Regions from separate parts of the Mus musculus genome. Here region 1 is linked to region 2. The links are chromatin loops, found by intact Hi-C in ENCODE. Cell type or tissue: left cerebral cortex. All regions are shown on one strand.

What was found. Hi-C counts contacts between places; a loop is a spot of excess contacts. Peaks named below come from ENCODE experiments on the same cell type or tissue, not always from the same donor. Only the 100,000 strongest peaks of a DNase experiment are listed, where the experiment ranks them.
Region 1: a loop joins it to region 2, with 1.9 times the contacts of the local background. A loop is called at or near these places in 16 of 42 quality-filtered maps.

What each region holds. Positions count from the first base shown.
Region 1 is chr8:127,346,939-127,349,438 of GRCm38, reverse strand. The region is part of intron 5 of Pard3 (par-3 family cell polarity regulator); the gene reads right to left. Among named protein-coding and RNA genes, the nearest start is that of Gm9909, 110 kb to the left of the region's middle. In left cerebral cortex, no CTCF peak of the experiment used is centred here; a DNase peak (open chromatin) is centred at 1,360.
Region 2 is chr8:127,588,404-127,590,903 of GRCm38, reverse strand. All of the region lies in intron 22 of Pard3 (par-3 family cell polarity regulator), which reads right to left. Among named protein-coding and RNA genes, the nearest start is that of Gm32478, 41 kb to the left of the region's middle. In left cerebral cortex, CTCF peaks have their summits at 1,423 (motif pointing left) and 2,380 (motif pointing right); DNase peaks (open chromatin) are centred at 1,417 and 2,415.

The sequences.
Region 1 (2,500 bases), 240 kb after region 2:
ATTGGGGTAATGCTTTAAAGGGTTTGGCTGCTAGGCATGGTGGCATGCACCCGTATCCCAGCATTCCAAATTCCAGGTCTACATAGTGAGAACCTTTCTGTTAACAACAGAAACAAAGATGAAAACTTTAAAAGCACACATATATAAAAAAAGAAATTAAAGATAAAAACCAATACATGTTACAAATGTGTTTTTGGAGGGAGCCAGATACACATATTAACCACCTCAGAGTGCGAGTTTTTATTTCAAAATGTCAAAGTTTCCTTGCTTTGAGACCTTTTTATCTCCATGATACAGTAAATTTGAGGCTGGCCCAGAATATATGACACCATGTCTCAAATAAATAAATAACCTTTAAAAGTTGAAAATTTATATACTGAGGTTAAAACAACAAGGAAAAATGAAATAAAATAGAGGGCTGGTAAGAAGGCTCCGCGGGTAAAGCCTTGATGACAAGCCTGGCAGCCTGGGTTTGACACCTGTAACCCATGGTGGATGGACAGAGACTCCTCCATGTTGTTCTCTGATGTTCACATGCGTGCTCCTACATGCACACATAAATGATAAACATAAAAAATTTAATGAAGACATTTAAATCAGTAACAAAATTCTTAAGGAATTATTGTTGCTGTTAGAGCAACTCCTTAAAACAATCTTCAAAATTTAAAAATACATGTTCAATCACAGTGCCAAAATTTTACACACACACACACACACACACACACACACAGAGAGAGAGAGAGAGAGAGAGAGAGAGAGAGATGTATAAAAAATGAAAAATGTAAAATGCCAATTGCTAGCCTGCCCTGATGATTTGGCAGCCCTGGTTAATGCTGTCGATGTCCTTATAACCCTTAGTACAACCCTTCACAATAACTAGAAGAACAGACAATATCTTTACTCAGCAAGGCAGACCTGCACGCCCACCTGGCAAGCTCCTGATTGCCTGTAGAGTTGAGCTATTACTGACATGCAAAAGTTTTATTAATGTTTTCTGAGTATACAATATGAAATTGGGTCTTTCTGTGCAGGGGCATACAGGAACAAGCCTGGGGGCAGAAATCCTGGCTCTGCCTTGGCCTATTTAATTCACTAAGCCCAAAAGGTGATCTGTGTCCTAAGCCCTAAGCCTGCTTTCTTCACTTGAATACAGGACATGACAGCTCTAACCATTTCACCATAATCAGGCAGTGATGAAATCATGGAAAACACTATGTGGAAAATAAAATAGTTGGGGAAAGATAGAGAACCTGTTCTCTCAACCTCCAAGGAAGAACTCCAAAAACCACAAGCATGTCTACAGCTAGTTGCTCCTCACATCGAGGAGCAAGCAGTTCTTATTATGGAAAATCTGGTCTAGCCAGAATTCCTCCCACTTGCAGAGGCAGAGCTGTGGTCTAAAAACTTCATTTATGTTCTGCCATTTCCCCATGCTTGTAAGTCATTTTCTACTTGTGGGATGTGACCCAGAGTTGTCAAGAAGTGAACACGACCCAGGGACACTGGCCAGTGTGGATGTAGGTTCTGTGAGAAAATAAAATTCATGACCAAAAAAAATAAGTTCTGAATATATAATAAATTTGCTTTCATATAAAGTGAGGGTTTTCTCTATTAAGTTGTCCATGAAGAGTTTTGCTTTAAGGAAAGAACATAAATAACGGTCATCAGAGGATGTTCAGGAATGATCCTGTAGGGGTGGTAAGATTGCAATGGATCGTACTGTATCTTATAGCACGCGTGTTCTCACAGTGAACATAAATCTCCTAGAAACGGGGAGATTTTATTTATTTAAAGCCCATGACAGCTTTGCAAATCTCTTTTCATACTCAGATATTGTTGCACGGCACTTTCTCTAGAAGGCAACTTTGTTACAAACCAAAGACTCAGGAAGTGTGTAAGTAGGGCACTGGGGGACTGCAGTGCTGTCTTAGTTACCAGGAGACACAGGTTGACTGGGAAGGACCACTGGTGGCTTGAATGAGATTATTAGATAGATTAGTACACAGGAAAAGAGCCAGAGTGCTGACAGACCTCGCCATAGTTCCTCCTCTACCTCTTTGTCCTTGCCCTTCTCCTCTCCCACCCCCACCCCTGCCCCCGTTTATGTTTTCTTTTTAAAAATAAAGAAGACTCAGGGAATTTGGATGAGAAAAGTGGTTGAATATCGAAAATGGAATTTAATGGACCATTCTCATCAGAGCTCGGAAGACAGAGGTGCTAAGAGCCAGGTGGAAGCTGGCCCAGGGTTATGAGATTTTAGGAGGAGGGAAATCCATGACTGGCTAGGGACCATTCACATGCTATCGTAGCAAAGAATGTGGCTGCTTTCTGCTCTAGTCCTAAGAACTTGCCTGAGGCTGAATTAAAAAGTAATGGACTAATTTCTTCAGTGTAGGAGATTTCAAGATAGTCTAATATTGGCTCTGCCACGTGGTTATTAATCACTTTTGTGCCAGTCAACAATGCAAAAGAGCAAATGAGGCAGAAAGAAATGCGAAAG
Region 2 (2,500 bases):
TCTTTTGCCAAGAAAGCCAAAGGAGATTTAAATATTCATTAGCAACAGTGACTAATCCCTACACATCCCAATCAACCTAGATTAAGGCTTGTGCCAATTTAAAACTGGTCTGTTTCTTTTCTTCCTATTTTCCCAACCCCAGTGAGGAATAAAATAAAAACAGCACCAAAGTAGATTCAAAGGATGACTGAGACAAAAGAAGTCTTAATGAGGAGTCTAGAAATTGCATTTCCAGAGACCCCATATCATGAGGATCTGTACACAGATGATGGGGGTTTAGCATGCTCTCTACTAACATACAAAAGACAACTTTGGTCCAAATGCTAACACTTAGTTTCTCTTGCAATACTGGTTTCTGTAGCTTGACTGCTTGTGTGTGTGCATGTGTGTGTGTGTGTGTACTATTTGAAAATTTGCTTTAGTTCAATAATGATGTAGGCTTTATTCTACTGTATTCTGGGTCCTGTCCTACAGACTTCTGGCCCATCATAGATGCATGGTATAGTGGGACTTGGAGGTCATTAGAAACAGGACACCTGGCTTGGAGCTTCCTGGTGGGCCGTGTGTGTTTCTCCCTTATGACAGCTGACACATTTATTTGTGCTAAGTGTAAGAGGAGCTTCTGCAGGCCTGCTAACTTGATACTCTTGGTATACAGGGTGAGGGCACAGGTTGCACAACCGTCCCTGTCCCCACTTACTGGTCTGAGAATGACCATCTAGGAGAATATGGTAAGTGTGCTGTTTATGAAGACTGAGCCAATCAGGGCAGGGCCCAGGAGACATTCAACAAGTAGGCTCTAAGATGGTAGGGGAGGGGTTCTAGGTTCCAACAGGCCAGAGAATGTTCTTCAATTTACCTTCAGTGTGTGAGTATGTATGTGTATTCTCATGTTTCTATGGATACATGTACAGATGCACATGGAAGGCAGAAGTCAACTTGGATGTTGTCCCTCAGGTAACTTACTTTATATGACCGAACCTAACTAGGACCTGGGGCTCACTGACTAGACTAGACTGGCTGGCCAGCAAGCCCCAGAATTTGCCTGTCTCTATTTCTTTATATTGGGATTATCATTGCCAGTGTTTTGTTTTGTTTTAACATGGGTGCTGGAGATCAAACTTAGTTCCCTATGTGTGTGCACAGTAAGAACTTTACCAACTGAATTATCCATTCCTAGCTCACTCTTTCTTTCTTTCTTTCTTTCTTTCCTTCCTTCCTTCCTTCCTTTCTTTTGTTTTGTTTGTTTGATTTTGGTTTTCCAGACAGCGTTTCTCGGTGTAACCCCAACTGTCCTGGAACTCACTCTGTAGACCAGGCTGACCTTGAACTCTGAAATCGCCTACCTCTGCCTCCTGAGTGCTGAGATTAAAGGTGTGTGACACCTCTAGCTGGAGCAGTGCTGGAGCGCTCCCCCTGGTGGTGAAGATAAGGTAGAGCCAGCAGGCTGACCAGCTCAACTACCACCCAGGCCCAGATCCAGGACTCTGAATTGGCCCATCTCAAAACCTGTATCATCTGTGGAAGGCTGAGACCCATGAAAAGGCCAGCCCTGCTGTTCTAAATCTACAGGATCTCCAGCACACAGGGAAACAACAGGATATTGGGGAGGAGTCCTGATGAGGGTCCAATATTGATAGTATCACAGAAACCGGGTATCTCAAGCAATGAACACTCTCAAGTGAAGATGTGCAGGCAGAGAGGTACACTGTGAGGAACACTGTGACACACTACAGCTTTCACGATGAGACGCCTTCTATGCTTTGTTTTGTTGTTGATGTTGTTGTTGATGGTGGTGGTGGTGGTGGTGTGTGTGTGTGTGTGTGTGTGTAAAGGGACAGGGAGAGGAGCAGGACTGCACTGCATGATGGGAAAGTCACAACAAATCTATAAAGGTTTAAAAGAAAAACAACAACAACAACAACAAACCCAAAACCACCAGAAAGGTGTGTGCCACCACCGCCCAGAAAAACAGAAATTATAAATATTATTTTACCTTAAATTTAACCATTGACTTAATGTATTGTTTTGATCCAAGACAAGCCAAACACAAGAGGGCAGTTGGCAGTCAGTAGCTACCACTACTTTATATTCTGCACTGCTGTTTTCTGTTTGCTTTCCTAAGTCATTTATTTCTACCATGTCAACTGCAGCCCCTTGATCTCTGAATGGCAGTCCTGAGGGACAGATGCAGTGGGTTTGGAGATAGAGTTATTCCTGGGGCTCAGCAGGCCATGTGTAGAAAATATTGGGGGTGGGAAGGAAGCTGTTAAGATCAGCTGTTAATTTTTTGTTTATTTTTACTATGTGTTTTTATATGTATGGATGTTTGACAGGCAGGCATACTACTGCATCACGTATATGCAGTGCCCACAGAGGCCACAGGAGGGCATCAGATCTCCTGGGACTGGAATTAACAGAAGGTTGAGACAACAGGTGGGTCCTGGGAATTGAACCCAGGTTCTCAGGAAGAAAAGTCGGTGTGCTTAACCTCTTTGCA